2 separate regions of the Homo sapiens genome follow, and region 1 is linked to region 2. The links are chromatin loops, found by intact Hi-C in ENCODE. Cell type or tissue: HCT116. All regions are shown on one strand. Each heading gives the region's core, and the rest is flanking DNA. Links, peaks and the distances in the headings are about the cores only. Region 1 has its middle 130 kb from the start of MAGEE1. Region 2 overlaps ATP7A (ATPase copper transporting alpha).

Region 1 (16,696 bases), core at 3,761-11,760, 1.5 Mb after region 2:
ATTTTTGCCTCGATGTTCATCAGGGATATTGGTCTAAAATTCTCTTTTTTTGCTGTGTCTCTGCCAGGCTTTGGTATCAAGATGATGCTGGCCTCATAAAATGAGTTAGGGAGGATTCCCTCTTTTCCTATTGATTGGAATAGTTTCAGAAGGAATGGTACCAGCTCCACCTTGTACCTCTGGTAGAATTCAGCTGTGAATCCATCTGCTCCCAGACTTTTTTTGGTTGATAGGCTACTAATTGTTGCCTCAATTTCAGAGCCTGTTATTGGTCTATTCAGGGATTCAACTTCTTCCTGGTTTAGTCTTGGGAGGGTGTATGTGTCGAGTAATTTATCCATTTCTTCTAGATTTTCTAGTTTATTTTTGTAGAGGTGTTTATAGTATTCTCTGATGGTAGTTTGTATTTCTGTGGGATTGGTGGTGATGTTCCCTTTATGATTTTTTTTACATCTATTTGATTCTTCTCTCTTTTCTTCTTTATTAATCTTACTAGCAGTCTATCAATTTTGTTGATCTTTTAAAAAAACTAGCTCCTGGATTCATTGATTTTTTGAAGGGTTTTTTGTGTCTCTATCTCCTTCAGTTTTGCACTGATATTAGTTATTTCTTGCCTTCTGCTAGCTTTTGAATGTGTTTGCTCTTGCTTCTCTAGTTCTTTTAATTGTGATGTTAGGGTGTCAATTTTAGATCTTTCCTGCTTTCACTTGTGGGCATTTAGTGCTATAAATATCCATCTACACACTGCTTTGAATGTGTCCCAGAGATTCTGGTACCTTGTGTCTTTGTTCTCATTGGTTTCAAAAAACATCTTTATTTCTGCTTTCATTTCGTTACATACGCAGTAGTCAATCAGGAACAGTTTGTTCAGTTCCATGTAGTTGAGCTGTTTTGAGTGAGTTTCTTAATCCTGAGTTCTAATTTGATTGCACTGTGGTCTGAGGGACAGTTTCTTATAATTTCTATTCTTTTACATTTGCTGAGGAGTGCTTTACTTCCAACTATGTGGTCAGTTTTGGAATAAGTGTGTTGTGGTGCTGAGAAGAATGTATATTCTGTTGATTTGAGGTGGAGAGTTCTGTAGATGTCTATTAGGTCCACTTGTTGCAGAGCTGAGTTCAATTCCTGGATATCCTTGTTAACTTTCTGTCTCATTGATCTGTCTAATGTTGACAGTGGGGTGTTTAAGTCTTCTATTATTATTGTGTGGGAATCTAAGTCTCTTTGTATGTCTCTAAGACTTGCTTTATGAATCTGGGTGCTCCTGTATTGGATGCATATACATTTAACACAGTTAGCTTTTCTTGTTGAATTGATTCCTTTACCATTATGTAACGGTCTTCTTTGTCTGTTTTGATCTTTGTTTATTTTGAACTTTAAAGTCTGTTTTATTATAGACCAGGATTGCAACCCCTGCCTTTTTTTGTTTTCCATTTGCTTGGTAGATCTTCCTCCATCCCTTTATTTTGAGCCTATGTGTGTCCCTGCACGTGAGATGGGTCTCTTGAATACAGCACACTTATGGGTCTTGACTCTTTATCCAATTTGCCAGTCTGTGTCTTTTAATTGGAGAATTTAGCCCATTTACATTTAAGGTTAATATTGTTATGTGTGAATTTGATCCTGTCATTATGATGTTGGCTGGTTATTTTGCTAATTAGTTGATGCAGTTTTTTCCTAACATCAATGGTCTTTATGATTTGGTATGTTTTTGCAGTGGCTGGTACTGGTTGTTCCTTTCCATGTTTAGTGCTTCCTTCAGGAGCTCCTGTAGGGCAGGCCTGGTGGTGACAAAATCTCTCAGCATTTGCTTGTCTGTAAAGGATTTTATTTCTCCTTCACTTATGAAGCTTAGTTTGGCTGGATATGAAATACTGGATTGAAAATTCTTTTCTTTAAGAAAGTTGAATATTCACCCCCACTCTCTTCTGGCCTGTAGAGTTTCTGCCAAGAGATCCGCTGTTAGTCTGATGGGCTTCCCTTTGTGGGTAACCCGACCTTCCTCTCTGGCTGCCCTTAACATTTTTTCCTTCATTTCAACTTTGGTGAATCTGACAATTACGTATCTTATAGTTGCTCTTATTGAGGAGTATCTTTGTGGTGTTCTCTGTATTTCCTGAATTTGAATGTTGGCCTGCCTTGCTAGGTTGGGGAAGTTCTCCTGGATAATATCCTGCAGAGTGTTTTCCAACTTGGTTCCATTCTTCCTGTCACTTTCAGGTACACCAATCAGACATAGATTTGGTCTTTTCACATAGTCCCATATTTCTTGGAGGCTTTGTTCATTTCTTTTTATTCTTTTTTTCTGTAAACTTCTCTTCTCACTTCATTTCATTCATTTTATCTTCAATCACTGATACCTTTTCTTCCAGTTGATCGAATCAGTTACTGAAGCTTGTGCATTCATCACATAGTTCTCATGCCATGGTTTTCAGCTCCATCTAGTCATTTGAGGACTTCTCTACTCTGGTTATTCTAGTTAGCCAATTGTCTAATCTTTTTTCAAGGTTTTTAGCTTCTTTGTGCTTGGATTTGAACTTCATCCTTTATCTCGGAGAAGTGTGATCATCTGAAGCCTTCTCTCAACTTGTCAAAGTGATTCTCTGTCCAGCATTTTTCCATTGCTGATGAGGAGCTGTGTTCCTTTTGAGGGGAGAGGCACTCTGATTTTTAGAATTTTCAGCTTTTCTGCTCTGTTTTTTCTCCATATTTGTGGTTTTATCTACATTTGGTCTTTGATTATGGTGACATACAGATGGGATTTTGGTGTGGATGTCCTTTCTGTTTGTTAGTTTTCCTTCTAACAGTCAGGACCCTCAGCTGCAGGTCTGTTGCTGTTTGCTGGAGGTCCACTCCAGACACTGTTTGCCTCAGTATCAGTAGTGGAGGCTGCAGAACAGCAAATATTGCTGAACAGCAAATGTTGCTGCCTGATCGTTCCTCTGCAAGCTTCATCTCAGAGGGGTACTGGGCCATGTGAGGTGTCTGTCTGCCCCTACTGCAGGATGCCTCCCAGTTAGGCTACTTGGGGTTCAGGGACCCACTTGAGGAGGCAGTCTGTCCGTTCTCAGATCTCAAACTCCGTGCTGGGAGTACCAATACTCTCTTCAAAGCTATCAGACAGGCAGATTTAAGTCTGCAGAGGTTTCTGCTGCCTTTTGTTCAGCTATGCCCTGCCCGCAGAGGTGGAGTCTAGAGAGGCAGGCAGGCCTCCTTGAGCTGCGGTGGGCTCCACCCAGTTCAAGCTTCCCAGTGGCTTTGTTTACCTACTCAAGCCTCAGCAATGGCATGCACACCTCCCCCAACCTCACTGCCACCTTGCCGTTCGATCTCAGACTGCTGTGCTAGCTATGAGTGAGGCTCCGTGGGCATGGGACCCTCCAAGCCAGGCACGGGATATAATCTCCTGGTGTGCCGTTTGCTAAGACTGTTGGAAAAGTGCAGTATTAAGGTTGGAGTGACCCAATTTTCCAGGTGCCATCTGTCACACCTTCCCTTGGCTAGGAAATGGAACTCCCTGACCCCTTGCACTTCCTGGGTGAGGTGATGCCTCACCCTGCTTTGGCTTATGCTCATTGGGTTGCACCCACTGTCCTGCACCCACTGTCCAACAAACCTCAGTGAGATGAACCTGGTACCTCAATTGGAAATGCAGAAATCACCCATCTTCTGTGTCACTCCTGCTGGGAGCTGTAGACTGGAGCTGTTCCTATTCGGCCATCTTGGAACCTCCTCCTATATTGGGATTTATCTCTGAGATGCAAGGAATGTGCAACATACAAAAATTGTCAATGTCGAGGGTTGTTGAACATAATGGTGGAGTAAAAGGCTGCGCTGAATGTCCTCACTGCAAAGAAACAAATTTGACAACTATCTACACACACACACACACACACACACACAACCTTCATAAAAACTAAGTTATTAGGTGAGCTTTCGTAGTACTAAGTTTTAACTTCATATCAATGAAAGAGGTACTAAAGAGGTAGCAAAACAGTCTTGAATTGCAAATGCCACATCTCCCTCAAACCCCAGCAGCAGTGGCATGGTGTAGAAAGGACTTCTGGACACTTTAGGAGAGAGAGATCAGCAATTTTGATGTGTTTAACTCAGTGCTGTGCTGTTAGAGCAAAAATGAAAACAGGATCAAACTCAGCTGACACCCACCCACAGAAGGAGCATATAAACAAGCCCTAACTAGAAAGAAATTACCAGATCCAGTGGTTAGAGCTTGAGTTTCGGAAAGCCTCACCACCGAGGGATAAAATACTCTGGGTCTCTAAGAAACCTGAAAGGCAGTCTAGACCATAGTTACTTCAACTCTTAGGTGAGCCCCATGGTTGAACTGAGCCCAGATACAGTGAACAAGGAGAGGGGTTACACAACCTAGTGGGGCACCAGCTGTGGCAGCTAAGAAAGTGATGGAAGTACCCTTTCCCTAGCCCCAGACGGCATAGCTTGTGGCTTCAAAAGAGATCTCTTCTTTTCACTTGAGGAGAGGAGAGGGAAGAGTGGGGGAGGACTTTGTCTTACATCTTGGATACAATCAGCCACAGCACAATAGTGCACTGGTCAGAGTTGTGAGGTTCTAGGCCCTAGTTCTTGGATTACATTTCTAGACAAATTGTGGCCCAGAGGGAAACCCAAAATCTTGAAGGAAAAACCCCATTTCTGGAAGCATTCATCACTTGCTAACTGAGGAGAACTTGGACCCTGAAAAACTAACAGCAATACATGGGCACTTCATTGAGGACCTTAAGTGAGCCTCTTAGACTTGCTGGTTTTAAGTGAGACTTAGTAGATTCTTAGTTGCTGTGACCATAGGGTAAAACTCTTTCTAATTGAGAAAAGTAGAGAAAAAAGTAAAGGGAACTTTGTCTTACAACTTAGGTACCAGCTTGGCTACAGGGGGTAGAGCACCACGTGGGCTCTTGGGGTATCTGATTCCAGGATTTGGATCTTGTCTGGCATTTCTGGACCTGCCCTGGGCCAGAGGGGAACACATTGCCCTGAAAACTGAATCCCAGGAAAAGCAGCCTTCATCACAAGCTGATATCAAAAGCCCTTGGGGCTTAAGAAAACATTGGCCATTGTCTGGCAGCTCTCCACATGGCCTGTGGTGGTGGTAGCTAAGAAGTGAAGCTTCTCTGCCTTTGGTAAACAGAGGAAAGAATGGGAAGAATTGCATCTTGTGTTTTGAGTGCCAGCTCAGGTTAAGTAAAACAGATCATCAGATAGGACTCTAATATTTTTCACTGTAGACCCTGACTACCAGAGAGCATCTCTGGACCAACTAAAGAAATGGGGGAACTCACTGCCCTGAAGGAAAAGACATAGGCCTGGTTGGCCTTGGCACCTACTGATTGTAGAGGCCCAGGACCTTGAGCAAACATAGAGAGTAGTCAGCAAGTGTTAACAGCATGCCTTGGTCAAGACACAGTGCTGTGCTGGCTTAAGGTCCAACTCAAAATTGTCATAGTGGTGGCGGCCACAGGGATGCTTATGTCATTTTACTCCCAGCTTAAAGTGGTTCAGAACTGAGAGAAAGACTACATTTTGGGGGGAGAAAATAAGGGAAGAGAACAAATATCTCTGCCTGGTAATCCAAATAATTCTCCTGGAACTTGTCCCAAATCATCATGATGGTACCTCTATGAGTCTGTATAACCACAATGTTACTGGACTTGGGTTACTCCCTAAAGCAGATACAGCTTAGATCACAATATTGTAGTCCTTTTGAATATCTGAAAAGTCATCTGAAAAAGGACAGATACAAACAATCCCATGCCATAAACACTATTATAAATACCTAACTCTTCAGTGGCCAGGCACCAAAGAACATCTACTAGCAGCATTGATACAGGAGATAGAAAGACATTATTTAGGCAGATAGTGAGGGCAAATGAGTATTCAGCAGAACTTCCCTTCTAGCTAAAAGCAGCTCAGAAAAATTTTTTTTTTCTAACAACAAAGAACAGCCTGAAAGATCGAGCTGCAAACATATATAAGAAAGCTGGAAGTTTACATGAGGAAATGCTGGCAGCTGTGCCATTAGAAAAGGGCTACCTGGAGGCCAGGCATGTCCACCATGGAAGTTTCACCTTCCTTTTTTTTGTTAGCACATGTACAATAAGAAGGAAATGGGAAACATGGAGAAGCTCAGGCAGAGAACCCAATTGCATAATAAAATATTGGCGTGAGGACTGCCAGAGATTCCCACCCTATGCAGATGGCACATCTGATTATGACCAGTTTTTCACACCCTGTGTAGATAAGACACCACCACCCCACTGGCTCATCTATAAAACAGCCTGCATTTAACAGTGGATCAGCAGCTCATTTTTCCAGGACCCCTCTCTGTAGTAGATAGCTATTATCTTCATTTTGTCTATTAAATTTCTGTTCTTAACCTCACTCTTTGTGTGTTTGCATCCTTGATCTTGTGGCCGTGAGACAATGAACCTCAGAAAAGAGATGAAATCCCCTCTGGGCCATGGTTTGTCTATAAATGTCACCCCAAATAATTAGGCAACTTCCTTGTGGGGGATTGCCAAGGACCCAATTTAGGTTCATTGAAAGAGTGAATATAGGAGCCGGGCCCAACTCTCTACTTTTACTTCCAGGGTCTCCTCTCCTCAATTTTAAAATCAAGCAAAAAATGAAAACAAAAAGCAAAAAACAAAAAAACAGGTATCAGTCAGCCACCTAGATGTGGTTAGTGCAGCTGTTGGTCTAAAGAAATAGATGGCAGGCTTGCTGGGGAGAACATAGCTTATTCCCCAGAACCCTCAGGGTGCTGTGAATGTTGGCTTTGTTTTGAACCAGTTTTCCTTCACAGAGAGCCTAGCCATTGCATAGGTCTGGAAGAGGTCTAGAGGCAAATGACAGTTTCTGGCCGGGGCCACACCCCAGTGTTAAGTGAAGGCTTCTGGACCAACTCGAGCTCCTCACAGCTCATTGGGCTTTGGCAACAGGATCTCCAAGCTTCACAATAAGATCTCTGAGCTTTTACTACTGCAATTTCCTTCTTTTATTTCAGTGACTGTGTCTCCTATCCCCTCTCTGTATGCAATGCTGTGGGAATTTTTACAGTTCAGAGAAATAATTCTGTTATACAGGATCAACAAATGCCATAGTAACTTGGAACACAGCTCAAGTGATTGACGTTTTTGTGATTTTCTAGGAAAAGAGTGCCCCCACATCCCCAGGAACATTTCTTTCTCTCTCTCTTTTGTCTAGAGAGCACATGGATACAAAGCTACTGCCTGGTATTTTAAGGTCTACAGCGCCACCTCGTGGAATATGAATCCTGTCCATGAGGGATCTTGTCAGTGCTGAAAACCTCTAGTTTCCCAATTCTCCCTTTTTATGCCCCTCTACTAGAGATCAGGCTTTATGCCTCTTCTGTGAATTGGGAAACTCAACAACGAGAAGAAAATTGTCCTCCATAACCACATTTATCCTCAATACTGTCTACATCTTCAGGAAAACAGCCATTTGGTCCCTAAGTTCTTTTAAGACAACTATTCTTCATCCAATTAAAATGGTACTCACATAGTAAGGTGATTTTATGTCTGGAAATTAACCAGACATAAATTTCCCTTACTAAATAAATCCAGGACATAATAGCAGAATATAGAGCTCAACTCAATAATTTTCCTCCATTAAGGGGTCTTGCCCAGATGTAATTGTTATGTAGTCTTTCTCAAAATCTACCTCTCAGGGAGCCATGCAGATCACACAAGTCTAGGAAATCGAAGGGAAATCACCAGTGGAGGACTAGAGTTGAATGGGGAAGCATGACTAATCCTACCTCCCAGCTCTTCCAGATTCATACTTGCGGGTCATCCCTGCATCCATTGTGGCACCTTTAATAGATGCTGGGGCCCAAGGAACCAAAGAGGAAAATCAACAGGGGAGATGCTCCCACTGTCTTTCCCTCCACCCTGGGCTATTCCAAAGTGAAGAAGGAGCAGAGGGTTGCCTCTCTATTTTTCTAGATGAGTAACAGACAATCTTTGGCCTGCACTTCTCTCAAGTGTGTTCTGAAGCACTGAAACTCCTTTGAACCCAAGACTTTGAAGACAAAGCAGCTTATTTCCTTTTGCACAAGGACGTGGCCTTCTTATCAACTTGGGGCTGAATAGACCTGTTCCAGTGAGAGAAGCCTTGATTTTAATACTATCCAACAATTAGATCTTTTCTGTAGACAGGACAGCAAATCATCCAAGGTCCCCTATGTAGAGGCTTTATTTGTCCTGTGAGACAACCCAGACCTTTGCAAGCTTACACAATTGACCCAACTCTTTTAGAAGTCATAGCAGGAAGGCCCAAATGGAATGATTCCCCAAAACTAGAAAAAAAAATTTCAGGGCAACCATCTGAGGAAGCTATCGAGTGCCTTGGCTTTCTTATCCACCTTACTCAGGGTATTCTCCAACTACACCATCAGCTTCTCCAGTTCCATCACCTCCAAAAGTCCCCATTCCCCTAGCTTCACTCTTATCCCTACAGGTAATGCCCAATGAAAGTTATGCCACTAATGGCTGGGCATGATGGCTCATGTCTGTAATCCCAGCACTTTTGAGGCTGAAGCGGGTGGATCACCTGAGGTCAGGAGTTTGAGACCAGCCTGGCCAACATAGTGAAACCCCATCTCTATGAAAAATACAAAAATTAGCTGCGTGTGATGGCAGGCATCTGTAACCCCAGCTACTCGGGAGGCTGAGGTAGGAAAATTGCTTGAACTAGGGAGGCAGAGGTTACAGTGAGCTGAGATTGTGCCACTGCACTCCAGTCTGGGCAACAGAGTGAGACTCCATCTCAAAAATAAAAAACTGAAAAAAAAGAAAGTTATGCCACTAGGGTTCATTATCCTTTCTCATTATAGCACCTTAGGCAAATAAGGGAGGAGACTTGGACTGATTTTCTGATGACCTTGATAGATATATAGATTCCAAAATTTAACTCAGGTGTTTGACTTCACATGGAGAGATGTTATGCTGCTCCTAAGCCAATCCCTAACCACTGATGAAAAACAGGCAGCCCTGCAGGCAGCAGAGAAGTTCAGAGATGAGCAATATGTCTCCTATAGCAGGTCAAAAAGGAAAAGAGGAGATAGGAAAGGTGAAAAAATATGGGAACCATCATCCCCAGTAGGAAGAGAGGCAGTATCTCTTGATAATCCTGATTGAAATCTCAATGACTCAATAGTTGAATAAAAAAATAAACACTTTTTAAGGTGCATATTATAGGGCTTATGAAGAACTAGGGGCAAACTTTTTAATTACTTTAAACTGTCTATGATAGAACAAAAGCCAGTTGAGAATCCCTCAGCCATTATAAAAAGGCTCAGAGAGGCACTAATGAAACACACCTCTTTATCTCCTGATTCAGTAAAGTGACAGCTAATATTTAAGAACAAGTTTATTACACAGCCAGCTCCTGATATTAGAAGGAAACTGCATAAACAGTCTATACAACCAGATAGCATCTTGGAAAATCTCTTGAGGGTGACCACCTCAGTCTTTTATAATAGGGACCAGGAGGAGGCCCAAGAAAAGGAGAGGAAACACAAGTGAGGGACAGACACTCTATGGTTGCTTTGCAGGCTAGCAAAGTCCAGGATCCCCAAGGTGCATCTGCTAATTGCTACTGGTGTGGCAACTCAGGACACTTTAAAAAGTAGTGCCTAGGAAGCAAGAAGAAGCCACTTTGACCCTGTCCAGCCTGTGGTGGGGACGAGTGGAGATTAGACTGCCTGCAGAGATGGAGGTCACTGTGTCCAGAACCAGTCTCATAGATGGTCCAGAAAGACTGATGGGTCCCAGGGCTCAAACCCCTAGCTCCAATGGCTCAAACTGCCATTAATGCTAAGGACGCCCAGGTCTCTGGAAATTGAAGAAAAGAGGGTGGAACCCCTTCTAGATACATGAGCAAATCTCTCTCTTCTCTCCAATCCAGGCCCCCCATCTTTCCATAGCATGACTCTGATGGGTGTCTCAGGAGAAATTTTAACACAATATTTTTCTCAACACCTTAGTCATAGTTGGGGGGACCATGCCTTCTTAATCATGCCTGAAAGTTCCACTCCCTTATGAAGTAGAGACATTTTAGCTTGCATGGGGGCCAGCATCTTTATGGCCCCAGGACAAACTCTTTGTCTCCCCCAGTGGAAGCTAATATTAATCCAGAAGTGTGGGCAACCCAAGGAAGAATAAGTTGAGCTGTAAACACTAGGCCAGTCCAAATCCATCATAAGGATCCCACTTCTTTTAATAACCAGAGACAATATTTCCTAATGTCAGAGGCTAGAAAGGGGCTAGAAACCATTGTGAAAAACCTGAAAATGCAGAGTCATCTTAAATCCTGTAGCAGCTTCTGCAACACAACAATATTAGAAGTGCAAAACCCAATGGGGAATGGAGACTAGTTCAGGACCTTTGTCTCATTAATGAGACCATTCTTCTGGTGGTTCTTAATTCCTATACCTTGCTGACTCAAATACCTGAGGGAAGAAAGTGGTTCACAGTCCTAGATCTAAAGGATGCCCTTTTCAGTATACCATTATATCCTCATTCTCAATACCCATTTGTTTTGAAGATCCCTCTGGCCAAACTGCCCAGACAACATGAACAACTGCCTCAGGGATTTCCAGATAGTCCTCACTTGTTTGGACAGGAACTGTCAAATAATCTCTCTGAGTTTTCCCATCCTCAGGTCAGGGGTTTACAATATGTAGATGACATTCTGTTCTGTCATCTGTTCTGTTCAGTTCCCTAACTGAAGAAGCTTCTCAGGAAGGCACTGAAGTTCCTAATTTCTTAAATAACAGAGGATATGAGGTTTCAAAATCCAAGGCCCAGCTTTGCCAAACCTCAGTGTTTGGGTTTAGTATTGTCTGAAAGAACCAGAGCATTGGGGAAATAAAAGACTAAACCCATTTTCTCTTTCCCCTTTCCTAAAACCATCAAGCAACTGAGAGAATTTTGGGGCATTACAGGGTTTTGCAGACTATGGATACCTGAGTATGGTTAGATACCTTGCCCCTTATATCACCTCATGAAAGAAACTCAAGTGGCTAAATCTCAATTCCTAACCTGGAAACCTGAAACTCAAAATGCCTTTAATCAGTTAAAACAAGGCTTACTTAAGGCACTTAAAGCTTACTCAAGCACTCAGCTTTCCTGTAGGGAGGACCTTCAATCTTTATGCATCTGAAAGGAAGCGAATGGCCCTGGGAGTTTTAACTCAAGCCCGAGAACCAGATCAACAGCAAGTGTAAGGCCGAGTAAGTTACTACCTGAGTAAGAAACTTGATCTGGTGGCTAAAGATGGCTCGCATGCCACTGAGCAGTTGCAACAGTGGCCCTACTGGTACCAGAGGCCACCAAATTAACCCTGGGAAATGGCTTAACTGTTTATACTCCACATAATGTAGCAGAATTACTGCCCTCTAGGAGAAGCCTTTGGGAAACAGACAGCCAGCTCCTTAAATATCAGGCTTGGCTTGGCACAGTGGCTCATGCCTGTAATCTCAGCACTTTGGGAGGCTGAGGTTGATGGATCACAAGGTCAGGAGTTCAAGACCAGTCTGGCCAAGATGGTGAAACCCTGTCTCTACCAAAAAAAAAAAAAAAAAGAAAGAAAGAGAAGAAAATTAGCCAGACATGGTGGTGGGCACCTGCAATTCTAGCTACTTGAGAGGCTCAGGCAGAGAACTGCTTGAACCCAGGAGATGGAGGTTGCAGTGAGCTGAGATCATGCCACTGCACTCCAGCCTGGGTGACAGAGCGAGACTCCATCTCAAATATATATATATGTGTGTGTGTGTGTGTGTGTGTGTGTGTATATATATATGTATGTGTGTGTATATATATATATATGACTGTGCTGTTAGAGGGATCTACAATCCAATTAAAAACTTGCTCTCACTGAAACCCAGAAAATTTCCTCCCCAAGAAAACTAGGAACCCTGAACATGACTGTGAATAAATTGTAGTACAGACATATGCAGCCAGGGAAGATCTCAGGGAAACTTCCCTAGAAAATCTAGACTGAACCCTCTTCATGGATGGGAGCTCCTTTGTGGAGCAGGGAGTCCATAAAGTGGGATATGCAGTAGGCACTCTAAATAATTTTATTGAAAGTGCACCACGCTTTTCAGGCACAAGTGCTGAACTAGCTGAACTGGTAGCTCTTACAACTAAACTTAAAATAAGTACAGGAAAGGTAGCTAACATTTACAGTGACTCCAAGTATTCTTTCTTAGTTCATGCTCATGCTGCCATTTGGAAGGAAAGACACTTTCTTACCACTAATGGATTCCCTATAAAATACCATCAGGAAATTAACAGGCTAGTATCCTCAATTTTCCTTCCATGAGAGGTAGCCGTGATGCATTGTAAAGGACATCAGCTGGTGGCGGGCAAAATGGTAGAATAGGAAAAACTCCAGTCTGTGCCTCCCAGTGAGATCAAGGCAGAAGGTGGGTGATTACTGCATTTCCAACTGAGATAGCTGGCTAGACAGTGGGTGCAGCAAACTGAGGGTGAGATGAAGCAGGGTGGGGCATCACCTCACCTGGGAAGTGCAAGGGGTGGAGAAACTCTCTGCCCTAGCCAAGGGAAGCCCTGAGGGACTGTGCTGTGAGGAATGGTGCACTCCGGCCCTGATACTATGCTTTTCCCATGGTCTTTACAACCCTCAGACCAGGAGATTCCCTTGGGTGCGTATGCCACCAGGACCCTGGGTTTTAAGCACAAAACTGGGTAAACATTTGGGCAGACATCCAGCTAGTTGCAGGAGTTATTTTTCATACCCCAGTGGCGACTGAAACACCAGCCTAGAAAGGGGGCTGAAGCCAGGGAGCCAAGTGATATTGCTCAGCAGATCCCACACACACAGAGCCCAGAAAGCTAAGATCCACTGGCTTGAAATTCTTGATGCCAGCACAGGTGTCTGAAGTCAAACTGGGATGCTCAAGCTTGGTGGAGACAGAAGAGTCTGCCATTACTGAGGCTTCAGTAGGTGGTTTTCCCCTCACAGTGTAAACAAAGCTGCCAGGAAGTTCAAACAGGGTGAAGCCCGCTGCAGCTCGGCAGAGAGGCTGTAGCCAGACTGCCTCTCTAGATCCCTCCTCTCTGGGCAGGGTATATCTGAAAGAAAGGCAGCTGCCCCAGTTAGGTGCTTATAGATAAAACTCCCAACTCCCTGGGAAGGAGCACCTGGGGGAACGGGAGGCTGAGGGTACAGCTTCAGTAGACTTAAACATTCCTGCCTGCTGGCTCTGAAGAGAGCAGTGGATCTCCCAGCATAGCGCTTGAGCTCTGGTAAGAGACAGACTGCCTCCTCAAATGGGTACCTGGCCCACGTGCCTCCTGATTGGGTGACACCTCCCTGCAGGGGTCGACAGACACCTCATACAGAAGAGCTCCTGCTGACATTTCGCAGGTGCCCCTCTGGGATGAAACTTCCAGAGAAAGCAACAGGCAGCAATATTTGCTCTTCTGCAGCCTCTGCTGGTGATACCCAGGCAAACAAGGTCTGGAGTGGACCTCCAGCAAACTCCAGCAGACCTGCAGCAGAGACACCTGACTGTTAGAAGGAAAACTAACAAACAGAAAGAAATAGAGTCAACATCAAAAAAAAAAAAAAAAAAAAAAAAAGGACAGCCACACAGAAACCCCATCCAAAGGTCATCAACATCAAAGACCAAAAGTAGATAAATCCAGTTCTTTTAATTGTGATGTTAGGGTGTCAATTTTGGATCTTTCCTGCTTTCTCTTGTGGGTTTTTAGTGCTATAAATTTCCCTCTACACACTGCTTTGAATGCGTCCCAGAGATTCTGGTATGTTGTGTCTTTGTTCTCGTTGGTTTCAAAGAACATCTTTATTTCTGCCTTCACTTTGTTATGTACCCAGTAGTCATTCAGGAGCAGGTTTCTCAGTTTCCATGTAGTTGAGCGGTTTTGAGTGAGATTCTTAATCCTGAGTTCTAGTTTGATTACACTGTGGTCTGAGAGATAGTTTCTTATAATTTCTGATCTTTTACATTTGCTGAGGTGAGCTTTACTTCCAAGTATGCGGTCAATTTTGGAATAGGTGTGGTGTGGTGCTGAAAAAATGTATATTCTGTTGATTTGGGGTGGAGAGCTCTGTAGATGTCTATTAGGTCCGCTTGGTGCAGAGCTGAGTTCAATTCCTGGGTATCCTTGTTGACTTTCTGTCTCGTTGATCTGTCTAATGTTGACAGTGGGGTGTTAAAGTCTCTCATTATTAATGTGTGGGAGTCTAAGTCTCTTTGTAGGTCACTCAGGACTTGCTTTGTGAATCTGGGTGCTCCTGTATTGGGTGCATATATATTTAGGATAGTTAGCTCTTCTAGTTGAATTGATCACTTTACCATTATGTAATGGCCTTTGTCTCTTTTGATCTTTGTTGGTTTAAAGTCTGTTTTATCAGAGACTAGGATTGCAACCCCTGCCTTTTTTTGTTTTCCATTTGCTTGGTAGATCTTCCTCCATCCTTTTATTTTGAGCCTATGTGTGTCTCTGCACGTGAGATGGGTTTCCTGAATACAGCACACTGAGGGGTCTTGACTCTTTATCCAATTTGCCAGTCTGTGTCTTTTAATTTATGCAGCCAAAAAACACATGAAAAAATGCTCATTATCACTGGCCATCAGAGAAATGCAAATCAAAACCACAATGAGATACCATCTCACACCAGTTAGAATGGCAATCATTAAAAAGTCAGGAAACAACAGGTGCTGGAGAGGATGTGGAGAAATAGGAACACTTTTACACTGTTGTTGGGACTGTAAACTAGTTCAACCATTGTGGAAGTCAGTTTGACGATTCCTCAGGGATCTAGAACTAGAAATACCATTTGACCCAGCCATCCCATTACTGGGTAAATACCCAAAGGACTATAAATCATGCTGCTATAAAGACACATGCACACGTATGTTTATTGCGGCATTATTCACAATAGCAAAGACTTGGAACCAACCCAAATGTCCAACAATGATAGACTGGATTAAGAAAATGTGGCACATATACACCATGGAATACTATGCAGCCATAAAAAATGATGAGTTCATGTCCTTTGTAGGGACATGGATGAAATTGGAAATCATCATTCTCAGTAAACTATCGCAAGAACAAAAAACTAAACACTGCATATTCTCACTTATAGGTGGGAATTGAACAATGAGATCACATGGACACAGGAAGGGGAACATCACACTCTGGGGACTGTTGTGGGTTGAGGCGAGGGGAGAGGGATAGCATTGGGAGATATACCTAATGCTAGATGATGAGTTAGTGGGTGCAGCGCACCAGCATGGCACATGTATACATATGTAACTAACCTGCACAATGTGCACATGTACCCTAAAACTTAAAGTATAATAAAAAAAGAATATGTCTCTTGAAATATTATGAGGCAGCAGCAGGAAGAAAATTTTATCATAGTCTCAATAGTCCTCAAATTTGATAATAAAGTTATTATTTCCTTTCAAAAAAAAATTAGAGAAATCCACGAAGATGAAAAAAAAAAAAACAGTGCAAAAAGTTTGAAAATTCCAAAAACCAGAACAACTCTTCTCCAAAGGATCACAACTCTTTGCCAGCAGGGGAACAAAACTGGACAGAGAATGAGTTTGACAAATTGAAAGAAATAGGCTTCAGAAGGTGAGTAATAACAAACTCCTCCGAGCTCAAGGAGCATGTTCTAACCCAATGCAAGGAAGCTAAAACCTTAATAAAAGGTTACAGGAACTGCTAACTAGAATAAACAGTTCAGAGAAGAGCATAAATGACCTGATGGAGCTGAAAAACACAGCACAAAATATTCATGAGCCATACATAAGAAATGCCGAATTGAACAAGTGAAAGAAAGGATATCAGAGATTTAAGATCAACTTAATGAAATAAAGTGTGAACACAAGATTAGAGAAAGAAGGATAAAAAGAAATGAACAAAGCCTCCAAGAATTATGGGGTTATGTGAAAAGACCAAACCTACGTTTGATTGGTGTACCTGAAAGTGACAGGAAGAATAGAACCAAGTTAGAAGACACTCTTTAGGATATTATCCAAGAGAACTTCCCCAACTTAGGAAGACAGGCCAACATTCAAATTCAGGAAATACAAAGAATGCCACAAAGATACTACTGTAGAAGAGCAAGCCCAAGACACATAATCATCAGATTCACCAAGGTTGAATGAAGGAAAAAATGTTAAGGGCAGCCAGAGAGAAAGGTTGGGTTACCAACAAAGAGAAACTCATCATATTAACAGTGGATCTCTCTGCAGAAACACTGCAAGCCAGAAGAGAGTGGGGGCCAATATTCAACATTCTTAAAGAAATGAATTTTCAACCTAGAATTTCATATCCAGCCAAACTAAGCTTTATAAGTGAGGGAGAAATAAAATCCTTAACAGAAAATCAAATGCTGAGAGATTTTGTCACCACCAGGCCTGCCTTACAAGAGCTCCTGAAGGAAGAACTAAATATGGAAAGGAAAAATCAATACCAGTCACTTCAAAAGCATACCAAATTGGAAAGACTGTTGACACTATGAAGAAACTGAATCAATGAACAGGAAATATAACCAGCTAGTACCATATTGACAGGATCAAATTTACACATAACAATATTAACTTTAAATGTAAATTGGCTAAATGTTCCAA
Region 2 (15,055 bases), core at 1,792-9,791:
TGCGCTTGCCACACTGTTCTCCTTGCCATTCCTCAAACAAGTCAAGCACACTCCTGACTAAAGGCTTTGGTACTTACTATTTCTCCTGCCTAGAACGTGTTTGCCACAGAAATCCACATAGCTTTTTCTCTCATCCCCTCAGATCTTCGTTCAAACACTACCTTCTCAGTGAGGCCTACCCTGATCACCCTATATGAAACAGAACCCACTACTCCCAGCACCCCTATGCCCCTTGCCCCACTTAATTTTCCTCCACAGCACTATCTCCATTGGAATTATTGTATTTTCTTATTTGCTCACTCTCTTGTGTTCTTCCACCAAGAATGTAAGCTCCATGAAATAAGAACTTAGTTTATCTTGTTTACTGCCGATTCTTTAGTGCCTTGAACAGTGCATGACACACAGTAGGTGCTCAATAAAAGCTGTCAAATGAATTTCCTATTTGTCACTGTGCTTGATACTAGAAGTTCATAGACAAATAATAAAGAAGTCACAGACTAGTAGAAACAGGCAGGTAAATATATAATTATCATACACTGTCCTAGTACAGTAACAGAGATTAAGTACAGTTATGATTCAGGAAGAAGAGCAAATACCTCTGTCAATATATGTCAGTCAATGAGGGTGTCACTGAAGAGAGAGATATAAGCTGGGTCTTGAAAGATAAGCGTAAGTTCACGAGATAGATGCCATTTGTGAACAAGAACATTACATAGAGAAAATGGTAAATGAAATGATCTAATAAGGAAATGACACACCGTAAGGAAGAACTGTAAGTAGTTAGGTAGGGATGGAACATGGAGTACATATGCGGTAGTGGAAAAAGAAGATGAGTGATGCAGGGAGGCAGGAGACATATCATGGGGAACAGATCTAAAACAAAGTCCAGAGAGACTGGACTTTGTCCCATAGGAGAGAGAGACCCATTAAAGCTGGGATCCTTAACAGAGACCCGTGGATGGGTTTCAGGATACATGTGCATCTCTTGAAACAAAAATTTTCTGAGGGGTGGGCCCATAGCTTTCATCATATTCCTCCAAAGGTCTATGGCTCAAAAACAGCTTATAAAACACTGTAATAAAAGGTACTGGTTAGAGAGTGACACGACTAGATTTCCATGTTAGCAAAATCACTCAGGCACAAATCGGGAGGGAGGTGTTGGAACACTTAGGTGGGTAGATCATGTTTTGGGGGCAGATAGATAGATCGGCATGGAGCCAAGGAAACAGGACTTAGCTAAAGATATGGATTTTAGAGCGGTAGTGGAAGTCTGTGGGTGGTAGACTAAGTGATGAGCATGAATAAGATTGTACAGAGAGAGTATGTATTATAAAATGAGAAAAAGACAAAGAACAAAACCCTGACGACATACGACATTTGAAAGCAAGAGAAATGAGGAACCAAAGGACAATTAAAAGGAACAGCCAGGGGTGCAGTGGCTCACACCTGTAATCCCAGCACTTTGAGAGGCTGAGGTGGGTGGATCACTTGAGGTCAGGAGTTTGAGACCATCCTGGCTAACATGGTGAAACCCCATCTCTACTAAAAATACAAAAAATTAGCCAGGCATGGCTGCGCACACCTGTAATCCCAGCTTCCTGGGGGCTGAGGCAGGAGAATTGCTTGAACCCAGGAGGCAGAGGTTGCAGTGAGCTGAGATTGCACCACTGCACTCCAGCCTGGGTGACAGAGCAAGACTCCTTCTCAAAAAAAAAAAAAAAGGAACAGCCAGGGAGGTGAGAGGAGAATCTAGACAAAGCAGGGTCATGGAATCATCCTTTAGGAAGGAAGGGATGGTCAACATTGTCAAATATCTTAATGAGGTCTTGCAGGATGAGGACTGAAAAGTGACCACTGGAGAGAGCAGTGAGGTCAATGGTCATCAGTTAACTTAGAAAGAACGGATTCAGTAGTATGGATGGGGGAGAAGCCAGACTGCAATGAACTGAGGCATGACTGTGGAGTAAGTGAATTCAACAAACCTAGATTACCATTTCTAGAACTTGGATATAAAAGAAAAAGACAGAATCTATATGGGAATATAGATGGGAAAGGACAAAATCTAGATGGGAATATAGTGATTTTGATGGAAGAAATGTTTATATGTTTAAGAAAAGAAGCTAAAACAGAAAGAGATGAAAAATAAAGCAGCAAGGGGACCTAACAGAAAGAGGGAGGTCCCTGATGAATCAAGAGAGGGTGGGATCTAGATGAAGGGATTCATTAGGCAAGATGAAGGATACTGCTTTCCCTGAAAAAAGGAATGATTCTGGGCAAAAATATGTAAGAACACATGCCCAAGAACCATAATTTTCTATATAAAAAATAAGATAATTTGCAGAGGGACAAAGGAGAGAGTCACAGGATCTTGTGAAAGATAGAAAAGGTTTGGAGTAGTTGTAGTGACAAAAGAATGATCATGGATGATCAGCTAAGGCTAGACCTCATCACCCTATGGTGGTGTCAATGACCACAGTTGGGAAATATTCTTGACTAATTTAAATGATCAGAAGGCATAGGGTATTGACTTGAGGAAATGAAATTATGATGCCAATTTTTGTTTCTTCTATAACAGTTCAGGGTTATAAAGTTAGCCATCTGTTCATAACTGCCCCATAATTGGTACTACAAAGAAAATTAGCTTACTTGAGATCTGGGCATCAATAATCATGGAAGACGAAGTTGATGACTGTTCATTACTGGCATCAATTTGAACCAGGGATGCATTTTTAATATTATTGTCCTCTATATTCCAGTTATTCTTATGTAGCAAGCCTTCAATATTGGTGACTTTACAGCTAATACCACAGCCTGGCACAACCTGGAAATCTATGCAGGTACCCAAGGTTTCAGTGTCCAGCTCCTAACAAACAGAAACAAAAGGATTTCCTCTACTGTTCTGATAATGCAAGGTCATTCATTAGCAAGATAAAAACCCCTAGTTAATTCTAAATGTTTATAATAAAATTGTCACATATTGCCTACTTGACAGTGGATTTTGATAAGGACAAAGGAATAGAGCATCAAACATAACATTCAAAGTTACAGAAGAGCCTCAAAGTCTTTGTTTTGACCAGGCACAGTGGCTCATGCCTGTAATCCCAGCTGAAGAAGCCGGCTGGGAAGCCGAGGTGGGCAGAGGGACCAGGCTGGCCAAAATGGTGAAACCCTGTCTCTACTAAAAGTGCAAAAAAATTTAGCCAGGTGTGGTGGTGCACACCTGTAATCTCAGCTACTAGGGAGGCTGAGGTAGGAGAATCACTTGAACTCAGGAGACGGAAGTTGCAGTGAGTTGAGATTGCGCTATTGCACTCCAGCCTGGGTGACAGAGTGAGACTCTGTCTCAAAAACAATAATAAAAAAAAATCTTTGTTTTAATCCCACTCTCTAAAATTTATAGAAAACATGGAAAGCTTATCAGTATTCTCTGCTCTTTCCAGTAGATAATTACAAATTAAATTTTTAACTCCATAGTCAAGTCAGGTTTTCTACTCAGTACAGGGCAAAGAGTAACAAAGTATAGGGCCTTTAGTTACCGGAGGCTCTCCATCTGCTCTATAGTCTACATCTTTAGCAAGCCGAAAAGTTCTGGGGGCCCTCATTGTTTCCTAGCTTTTTATAGCTTCATCCTCTCTGCTGTTTGATTTGGGTGTAAGGAAGCCAGGTCAGTAATAGGTAATAGGTAAAAGAGAAAGAACAAATAAATAAATGGCAACACCAATGGTAGAAACTGCCACGTTTTAAGTGTAAAATTAATGTGAGACAATTCATAAAGAACTCATGCAAATGAATAAGAAAAAGACAAACAACTCTGTGGAAAAATAGGTCATAGATACAAACAGGTTAGAGGAAAAGAAATTCAAATGGTCAATACATATATAAAAAGATGCTCAACCTTATTCATAATTAAGGAAATGCAAAGCAAACCATCAAGTAAATATTTTTTCACCTATTAAATTGAGAAAATAAAAATAAAGCGTTGGTAAGAATGTGGGGAAATGAGCACTCATAACTTTTGGTGCAGGTATAAATTGGTATAACCCCTCATGTATATTGGTAATATTCATCATATGGGTATTGGTAGCATTCATCAAAATTTAACTGCATGCATCCTTTGACTTAGCAATTGCATTGATAGGCATTTAATGTAGAGACAGACTTGCAAAAACTGATAAGGATGTTGAGTATATACTGCAAAAGTCAAAAAAAAACAAACACTCACACTATAGAGTATAATACAGCCATTAAAAACAATGAGGCAGATCTGCATTTCCTGACAGGAAAATTCACTTAATAAAATAAAAAAGCAAGGTAACAAAGATTGATCATTGTATGACCTTTCTGTATAAAGTTTAAAAGATGATAAATACGTATATGTGGCTATATGCATTAAAAACGGTTAACAGATGCACACCTTTATGACTATACTAAAATTATTGAATTGTACACTTTAAAAAGGTGAACTTTATAGTATATGAATTATATCTCAATAAAGCTGTCATTTTAAAAGACTGTTAATAGGTTAACAGTTGTTAAACTTTGGAGAGAGGAATTATGGAAGGGGGCAGGGAATGAGGTTTACAATTTTCATTATGTAATTCTCTGAACTATCTGAATTGTCCTACCACAAATATGTATAACTTCTATTTTAATTTTTTATGTCAACAGGAGTTATCTGTGTGATAGGATTATAGTTCATTTGTTTTCATCTGTATACTTGTCTGTATGAAGAAATAAGTTACATACAATTAAATGAGAAAATACAAGTCTTTTTAGCCTCATACCAACTATATATGCAAATCACAGTCAAACACCAGACTAGATTTGATCCGGGGAATTCCTACAGGAGATGACTACACTAATAAACAAGAGGAAAAAAATGTACCTGTTTGCAATATTTGGTTATGGCTGTTCCTAGAGGGTGTTCACTGTTACTTTCAGCAGTTCCCACAATGGCCAAGATTTTATGGTGTGATATTCTGTTACTTTCAGTTAGAACCTTTACTTGATTCACCACTGGGGTTCCGTGAGTAATGGTTCCAGTCTTATCAAATACCACTACCTTTACCTGTAAAAAAATTAAGATACAATGACTTGATGATCCTCCACATCACCTTTCCAGAAATAAGAAAAAGGTCTGTTTTGACAAAGAGATGACTATTTAGTTTCTTAGTAAACTGACCTTTGACTTAATTTGACTTAAAAAACTGATGGTCTTCGGGAAAATAAAAGAAGAAATACTCTTAGTTATACACAACAGCTCTCCTCTGCCAATGCTGAACTGTTTGTTCATGCTAAATAACTGTGAATATATGTTAAACAACTAGAGCTAATTTTTAAGGGTTGACTGTTAATAGGTAATTAAGAGACGCCTCTAGTGCCTCAAGGTAAAAAAGAAAGGCTTTCAATATAATGAATTATAGATCTGATGAGGAAATCTAAGCAGTAGGGAAATGATTATAAGAATAAAGGTAAATGGCCAGGTGCGGTGGCTCAAGCCTATAATCCCAGCACTTTCAGAGACTGAGGTGTATGGATCACCTGAGGTCAGGAGATCGAGACCAGCCTGGCCAACATGGTGAAACCCCGTCTCTACTAATAATAAAAAGTTAGCTGGGCATGGTGGTGCATGCCTGTAATCCCAGCTACTCGGGAGGCTGAGGCAGGAGAATCGCTGGAACTTGGTGGGTGGAGGTTGCAGTGAGCCGAGATCGCACCACTGCACTCCAGCCTGGGCCATAGAGCGAGACTTCATCTCAAAAAAAAAAAAAAAGAAAGAAAGAAAGAAAAGAAAAATAAACCAACAAAGTATGATTCTGGACAGGGGAAAAATAGCTATAAAGCACATTATTGAGACAACTGAGGAAACTGGAACATGGACTACAGATCAGATAACAACATATCAATATTAATTTATTGATTTTGATAGTTGTACTACAGTTTACATAAGAGAATGTCCTTATTCTTAGGAAAAGAGCCCAACGACTGCAGTAAAGGGCATATAGGAGTTCTTTGTACTAGTCTTGCAACATTTTTTTTTTTTTTTGAGATGGAGTCTTGCTCAGTCGCCCAAGCTGGAGTGCAGTGGCGCGATCCCAGCTCACTGCAACCCCTGCCCTCCGGGCTCAAGCGATTCTCCTGCCTCAGTCTCCTGAGTAGTTGGGATTACAGGTGTGCCAACTCGCCCAGCTAATTTTTGTATTTTTAGTAGAGACGGGGTTTCACCATGTTGGTCAGGCTGGTCTCAAACTCCTGACCTCGTGGTCCGCCTGCCTCAGCCTCCCAAAGTGCTGGGATTACAGGCGTGAGCCACTGTGCCAGGCTAGTCTTGCGACTTTTAAGTTTGAAATTATATCAAAGTTTAAAATGTCTATAAAAATTACTAGCCTGTATTCTCTGGCGAGGTGAGTTTCCAGATTTGTTCTAAGATATGTTCTATGTTTACTATATACCTCTGTACATAGCTTACATCCTCATAATAAGAACATACTAGTAGAAACATGGTTTTAGTTGAAGTCAAGTAGCTTTGAGATGATTATGGAAATCCTAATATGAGATCAGAGATAGGATTATATTCCTAAAGTCATAGCTGCAAACTGTCGGCTGGTGGCAGCAAAGGCAAAGAAACGGCACTGCAATTGAAGGTCCCAGTGAAGAAAACAAGTCACACACAAATAGGTTAGAAGGCTGCTGGAGTTTGGCAAATTTTCCTGGGCAAACACCTATTCTGTCTTTCTGCCACAAAGACTAGTCTAGTCTGAGCTAGGATAGGAGTCCAGGTTTTCCACATTAGGGTCTGCTCTAATAAATAGGCCTGGAGTAGTTTTAGGAATCTTAGGTAACAAAGGCCAATCTGAAGCAGAACCAAAATAACACCTTTCCTACCTCAAATCTCTGGATAGTCCTAGAAGCAGCTCAGCTCATGGACCACAGAGAAATAATTTAGGAGTATGTGTTTCTCACATGTGAGGGGTGCTATTGATAGTTTGGTGGTACAGGTTTTAGTTCTGGGGACTGTCTTACCTTATGAGCCATCTCCAATGGCTCTCCACCTTTTATTAGTATGCCATTTTGAGCACCTACTCCTGTACCCACCATCACAGCAGTTGGAGTGGCCAGTCCCAGTGAACAGGGACATGCAATACACAGAACTGTGATAGAGGCTTGGAAAGCAAATCGTATTATCGTTTCTGTTCGGGAGATACTTCTATTGTAGCCCTTTAGAAGAAAGGCATAAATTTTGGTTATTGATTTAGAGCTGTACAAAACAAAAGACACAAAACTTAACACTATTTAAATAAAACCACAATTTAAAAAGTGACATATCCTACCTAGCTACCTACATATATTTTTTAGTTACAGGTAAGAAAACACTTTCTTTCTTTTATGAATATAAGAAATTGGGACATACTGAGATTCCAGAATTACAAACTATGGACTGAATATAAGTGCTCCATATTGAGAATGAATGTTTTTATTAGAAATTTTCAGAAATAGCTGCAAATGTGAGACATAATTTTCAAAAAATTTGATACTGAATAAACAGAATTCTCAATCTCTGTAGAGTAAAACCATAATTCTGCCTTTCACACTATTCTTGAAAGACAATGAAAAAGAATCACATGGCATGCAAAGGGACCTTAGTCATATTTCAACAAAATCCTTTTGGACATAACAATGTGAACCAAGTATATCTGCTAATTAAGCTCTTAGTGACGTTCAGTGTTTGCTCATGTGGGAAAAATATAATTGGTAGTTTTAGAAGAAATCTAAGACATCCTGAACTCATGAGAAAAATTCCTGAAGGAAACACATTCCAAGCTACTTGCTGGTCTGTGCACGGGCTCACATCTGTAATCCCAGTACTTTTGGAGGCTAAGGCAGGAGGATCATTTGAGGCCAGGAGTTTGAGACCACCCTGGGCAACATGGTAAGACCTCATCTCTACAAAAAAAATTTGTGAAAAATTAGCCAGGTATGGCCGGGCACAGTGGCTCACGCCTGTAATCCCAGCACTTTGGGAGGCCAAGGCAGGTGGATCACCTGAGGTCAGGAGTCCGAGACCTGCCTGGCCAACATGGTGAAACCCCGTCTCTATTAAAAATGCAAAAATTAGCTGGGCATGGTGGCACATGCCTGTAATCCCAGCTACTTGGGAGGCTGAGGCACAAGAATTGCTTGAACCTGGAAGGCAGAGGTTGCAGTGAGCCGAGATCATGCCATTGCACTCCAGCCTGGGTGACAAGAGCGAAACTCGGTCTCAAAAAAAAAAAAAAAATTAGCCAGGGATGGTGGTGCATGCCTGCAGTTGCAGCTACTCGGGAGGCTAAGGTAAGAGAATCGCTTAAGCCCAGAAGTTTGAGGCTGCAGTGAGCCATGATTGCACCACTGCATTCCTGCCTGGGCAACAGAGCGAGACCCTGTCTCAAAAATAAATAAATAAATAAATAAATAAATAAATAAATAAATAAATACCAAAAAAACTTCCCAACAATCCTTTTGTTCAGTGTGTACTAAACAGACATGAATCACTTAAAGAAACTTTTTAATATTACAGTAGTGGGCTGGACACAGTGGCTCATGTCTGTAATCCCATATAATAATATCATATATTGAATAGGGTGTCCTTTCCCCATTGCTTGTTTTGGTCAACTTTGTTGAAGATCAGTTGGTTGTAGGTGTGTGGTTTTATTTCTGGGTTCTCTATTTTGTTCAATTGATCTACATGTCTATTTTTGTATCAATACCATGCTTTTGATTACTATAGCCTTGCAGTATAATTTGAAGTCAGGTAATGTGATGCCTCTAGTTTTATTCTTTTTGCTTAGGATGGCTTTGGCTATTTAGGTTCTTTTTCCATATGAATTTTAGGATTGCTTTTTTAATTCTGTGACAGAGGACATTAGTTTTATAGGAATTGTGTTGAATCTATAGATTGCTTTGGACAGTATGGTAGTTTTAATATTAATGCTTCCAATCCATGGGCATGGAATGTTTTTCCATTTGTTTGTGTCTTCTTCAGTTTCTTTCATCAGTGTTTTATGCTTCTCTCTGTAGAGATCTTTCACCTCCTTGGTTAAATGTATTCCTAGGTATGTTTTGTGTGTGATTATTGTAAATGGGATTGAGTTCTTGATTTAGTTCTCGAGTTGGACGTTGCTGGTGTATAGAAATGCTAATAATTTTTGCATGTTGATTTTATACCCTGAAACTTTACTGAAGTAGTTTATCTGGTCTGGGAGTCTTTTGGAGAAATCTTTATGGTTTTCTAGGTATAGAATCATGTCATCAGGAACAGAGATTTTTTTTTTTTTTTTGAGACGGAGTTTTGTTCTTGTTGCCCAGGCGGCAGTTCAATGGCGTGATCTAGGCTCAGTGAAACCTACACCTCCTGGGTTCGAGCAATTCTCTTCCCTCAGTCTCGCAAGTAGCTGGGATTACAGGTGCGTGCCACCATGCCTGGCTAATTTTTGTATTTTTTAGTAGAGATAGGGTTTCACCATGTTGGCCAGGCTGGTCTTGAACTCCCAACCTCAGGGGATCCACCCGCCTCGGCCTCCCAAAGTGCTGGGATTACAGGCATGAGCCACCGCGCCCGGCCGAAATGCATTAACTTCATTGTTTACCCAAAAGTTATTCAGGAGTTGGTTGTTTAGTCTCCCTGTACTTGTGTGGCTTTTAGAGTTCCTCTTGGTATTGATTTCTAATTTTATTCCACTGGAGTCTAGGAAGACGCTTGATCTGATCTAGTTGTTTTTTAATTTATTGAGACTTGCTTTATGATCAAGCCGATGATCAATGTTAGGGAATGTACCATGTTCATATGAGAAGAATATATACTCTGTGGTTATTGAGTGGAGTATTCCGTAGATATCTATTAGGGCCATTTGGTTGAGAATCCAATTTAAGTGCAGAGTTTCTTTGCTAATTTTTGTCCTTGATGATCTCTCTAGTGCTGTCAGTGGGGTACTGAAGTCCTCCACTATTATTGTATGGCAGTCTACCTCTTTTTGTAGGTCTAGCAGTATTTGTTTTATAAATCTGGATGCTCCAATGTTGGGTGCATATGTATTTAAGATAGTTAAATCTTCTTGTTGAATTGAGATCTTTATCATTTTGTAGTGCCCTTCTTTGCCTTTTTTTAAAACTATTGTTGATTTAAACTCTGTTTTATGTAATACAAGAATAGCAACCCCTGCTCTTTGTTTTCCATTTGCATGATAGATCTTTCTCCATCCCTTCACCTTCAACCTATGAGTTATTACCTTTGAGATGGGTCTCTTGATGACAGCAAAAGGATGGATCTTGTTTTTTTATTCCAATTTGCCACTCTATGTCTTTTAAGTGGAGTATTTAGGCCATTTACATTCAAGTTTAATATTGATATATGAGTTTTTGTTCCTTATGGTAGTGTTTGCTAGTTTCTTTGTAGTCTCAATTGTGTAATTGCTTTATAGGGTCTGTGAGCTTTGTATTTATATATGTTTTTGTGGTAGCAAGTATCATTCTTTTGTTTCCATGTTCAGAACTTCTCTGAACATTTCTTATAGCTCTGGTCTGGTGGTGATGAATTTCCTTACTGTTTGCTTGTCTGAGGAAGACTTTGTTTCTACTTCATGTATGAAGCTTAATTTGGCAGGATATGAAATTCCTGGTTGCCAGTTTTTTTTTTCTTTAGGGAAACTAAAAATAGGCTCTCAATCACTTCCAGCTTGTAACATTTCCACTGAGAAGTCTGCTGTTAGCCTGATGGGTTTTGCTCTGTAGGTAATTTGGCCCTTTTCTGTAGCTGCCTTTAAGATATTTTTCTTTTGCATTGACTTTGGATATTCTAATGCCTGTGTGCCCTGAGGATGGTCATCTTGTATAGTGTCTTGCAGGAGTTCTCTGGATTTGAAATTTCTTTACTGAATTTTTCAGTTCCAGCAGTTCCATTTGTTTTTTTTCTTAATATGGCTACCTCGTCTTGCATATCCTGAATCGTTTTTCTGGTTTCTTTACATTGGATTCCAACTTTCATTTGGATCTCATTGAGGTTTCCTTGCAATCCATATTTTAAATTACTTATCTGTCTGCTTAGGATCCGTTGCTAGAGAGCTATTACAATCGTTTGGCGGTGTGAAAACACTTTTTGTACTGCTAGAGTTCTTGCACTGATTCTTTCCCATCCAAGGGAACTTTTGCTTCCTGTTTTTGAATTTGCTATCATTTCCAAGGGACGTTTTCTTTCCTTCTTTTTTTTCCCTTGGGTGCTTTACTGTGGTGCATGTTGTGTGTGATCATTTAGCTTTGTTTTTGGTGCTTTCAGGGGTCCAAGGTGCTGTACAGATTACTTGGTTGTGGATAGCTTCTATGCCATAGCTTTCTCAGATGCTGCTTTTTGTAGTGAGGTATTAGCCATTAGAGCTAACAATCTCCTATAGGGTTTAGGGTGCAGAGGTCCCTGTGGACTTATCTTAAGGGCTAGAACTAAGCCCTTCTGTTAGCAGATTTTAAATTTTATGATGCAGTTCAGGATACACACCAGTAGATGGCACTCAAGAGTAAGAGACAGCAGGTAGGTTGGTGCCAGGTAGAAGCACCTGCCCTGATGCAGGGGTGGTGGGAAGAGATTATATTAGGGTGCACTCGCACTCCTGATCCTGTGCCAGCAAGAACATGATCAGCTTCTCTTTTGTGCCCTTGTTATAGGGCTCCTGACCTTCATTTCATAAGGACTTTGTCCTTTGGTTCCCATGAGTATGCCCCTCTGATAGCTACCACTAAAATGGGTTTGGGTTAGTCTTTTCCCCCAGACCAAAGCAGGCAACTCAGTGATTTGTCTGTCCCTCCTTGCTGGGACAGTGCCACTCTGTCGGGAGAGGGAGTTGAGCCTCGCCCTTGGAAAAAACCCAAGCGGCACGTGACTCACTTGCAGTAGGGGTGGAGCCACCATGAAAAGCATGAAATATGCTTTGTCCAAGTGTGCGCTAGCTGGCCCCTGGTGGGAAATAGCACTGCTGCATCCGCAGCACTGTAGGTGTGGGGGAAGGGTGTGGCAGGAGATGATCTTCTCTCCATGTCTAACCCTAATCCTATCTACCATACTGTCCAAAGCAATCTATAGATTCAACACAATTCCTATAAAACTACTAATGTTCTCTGTCACAGAATTTAAAAAGCAATCCTAAATTTCATATGGAAAAAGAACCTAAATAGCCGAAGCAATCCTAAGCAAAAAGAATAAAACTAGAGGCATCACATTACCCGACTTCAAATTATACTAAAAGACTATAGTAATCAAAACAGCGTGGTATTGATACAAAAATAGACACGTAGATCAACTGAACAAAATAGAGAACCCAGAAATAAAGCCCACACCTACAACCAACTGGTCTTCAACAAAGTTGACAAAAACAAACAATGGGGAAAGGACACCCTATTCAATATATGGTGCTGGGAAAACTAGCTAGCCATATGCAGAAGAATGAAACTGGACTCATATCTCTCACCATATAAAAAAATTAACTCAGGATAGATTGAAGACTTAGATGTAAAACCTCAAACTATAAAAACCCCAAGAAAACCTGGGAAAAACTCTTCTAGACATTATCCTAGGGAAAGAATTTATGACTAAGACCTCAAAAACAATTGCAACAAAACCAAAAATTAATAAAGGAGATTTAATTAAACGAAAGAGCTTCTGCACAACAAAAGAAACAATCAACAGAATAAACACAGAACCTACAGAATGGGAGAAAATATTTGCAAAGTATGCATCCAACAAAGGACTAATATCTAGACTCTATATGAAACTTAAATCAACAAGGATAAAACAACCCTATTTAAAAGTGGGCAAAGGGCATAAATAGACACCTCTCAAAAGAAGACATACAAGTGATAAAAAAAAACACATGAAAAAATACTCAACATCACTAATCATCAGGGAAATGCAACTTAAAACCACAATGAAATACCCCTTCACACCAGTCAGAATGGCTATAATTAAAAAAATCAAAAAATAACAGATGTTGGCAACGATGCAGAGAAAAGGGAACACTTATATACTGTTGGTGGGAATGTAAATCAGTTCAACCTCTACGGAAAACAGTCTGGAGATTTCTCCAAGAACTTAAAATATAACTACCATTTAACCCAGCAATCCCACTACTGGATATCTACCCAAAGGATTTTCTTATATTTATTTTAAATTGTTTTATCAAAAGACAACTGCATGTGTGTGTTTATCACAGCACTCTTCACAATAGCAAAGACATGGAGTCACCCAGGTGCCCATCAATGGTGGACTGGATAAAGGAAATGTAGTACATATACACCATGGAATACTATGCAGCCATAAAAAAAGAAATCATGTCCTTTGAGTAGCATAGGTGAAGCTGGAGGCCATTATCCTAAGTGAGTTAACGTAGGGACAGAAAATCAAATACTACATGTTCTCACTTATAAGCAGGAGCTAAACAATGGCTACACATGGACATAAAGATGAAATCAATGAGCAGTGGGGCCTCCAAAAGGTGAGAAGAAGGGAGGGGGGCAAGGGATGAAAAACTACTTATTGAGTACTATGTTCACTGTTTGGGAGATGGGGTCACTATAAGCCTAAACCCCAGCATCACCCAATATACCCATGTAATAAACAATATATCCACGGGCCGGGCACAGTGGCTCATGCCTGTTATCCCAGCACTTTGGGAGGCCGAGGCAGGTGGATCACCTGAGGTCAGGAATTTGAGACCAGCCTGACCAACATGGCGAAACCCCATCTCTACTAAAAATACAAAAATTAGCCGGGCATGGTGACATAAGCCTGTAATCCCCGCTACTCAGGAGGCTGAGGCATGAGAATCACTTGAACCTGGGAGGTGGAAGTTGCAGTGAGCCGAGATCGTGCCACTGCACTCCAGCCTGGGCAACAGAGCAAGACTCTGTCGCAATAAATAAATAAATAAATAAATAAATAAACAAACAAACAAACAAACATGCACATGTACCTCCTGAATAAAAAATAAAATAAATAAATACAACAAAGTAAGACTTTATTTACTTTGAGTAGGAGTCTCGCTCTGTTGCCCAGGCTGGAGTACATTAGTGCCATCATGGCTCACTGCAGCTCTTATCAGTAACAGTTTTACAGTGTTAGGTTAAGTTCTCAAATACTTAAATATTCATCCAAGAATTATAGATCTATATAGAAACACAGCTGGAAGGGGCTTTCATAGATTTCTAGGCTTATGCTTCCATAAACTTCACATATGTATACATGTTGTTATAGAAAAAGAACAGATTCTTGTCACACGACCAGGAAAAGATTAGGTCTGCAGACACTTTGAAGGGCGAGGGGAAAGGAATTTATTGGCCAAAAAGGAAAAAGGAAAAACAACTCAACAAAATGAGATTGAGTCCTGTTAACAGGCTCTCCACCTCACCGACTGAACCCCAGGTACCACCCAGGAACAGGTCAGTCCAGACTCCTTCCCTATACAAACGGGGTGAACTTCCAGGGGCCCCACCCCATCCTCCCAGTGCGTAGGTGGACATTATTTAGAAAGAATCAGTCGGGGGTAGGGGAGTAGGGCAGGCTTCATCTGGGACCAGCAGTCCGGTTTTTCAACCTTCAGGATGTTTTAGGCTTGAAAGTTTTCAACCTTCAGGGGTTTCGCAGGGGGACCCTTGGCTGTCACCTGCATCTGTCAATATGTTAGATGCTTTCACCTATACTAATTCCAATCCTGTATCTTAGGTACTATTTTCCCTATTTTACAGATAAGAGAACTGAGGATAGTAAAACTTACATGACTTAAAGTTTATATATCTAATTTGAGGCACAGTCCAGTTCTGCTTTACCACTTTACAACACCATAGACAGCATCAGAGAACTAGATGAGTAGACACTAATAATATCTTATATTTGTAAAGCATTTAATAAGTTACAAATTATTTCTAATATATTATTTAACCTTCACAACAACCTTAAGTTACACAAAATGGGTATTATTAAAACCTCACTTTATAGTTGAGGAAACTGAAGCTCAGAGAGCAATTAAGTAGTCTAAGA

The links. Peaks named below come from ENCODE experiments on the same cell type or tissue, not always from the same donor. Only the 100,000 strongest peaks of a DNase experiment are listed, where the experiment ranks them.
Region 1: it touches region 2 in a loop (14-fold over the local background); 10 of 110 quality-filtered maps call a loop at or near these places.

Annotation. Positions count from the first base shown.
Region 1 is chrX:76,546,592-76,563,287 of GRCh38, reverse strand. No RefSeq gene overlaps it. Among named protein-coding and RNA genes, the nearest start is that of MAGEE1, 130 kb to the right of the region's middle. In HCT116, for the core only: a CTCF peak has its summit at 7,290 (motif pointing left); a DNase peak (open chromatin) is centred at 7,287.
Region 2 is chrX:78,021,413-78,036,467 of GRCh38, reverse strand. It overlaps ATP7A (ATPase copper transporting alpha), which reads right to left. Exons shown (of 23, transcript NM_000052.7): 15 at 7,024-7,218; 16 at 4,886-5,068; 17 at 2,647-2,863. Among named protein-coding and RNA genes, the nearest start is that of PGAM4, 59 kb to the right of the region's middle. In HCT116, for the core only: a CTCF peak has its summit at 6,597; no DNase peak of the experiment used is centred there.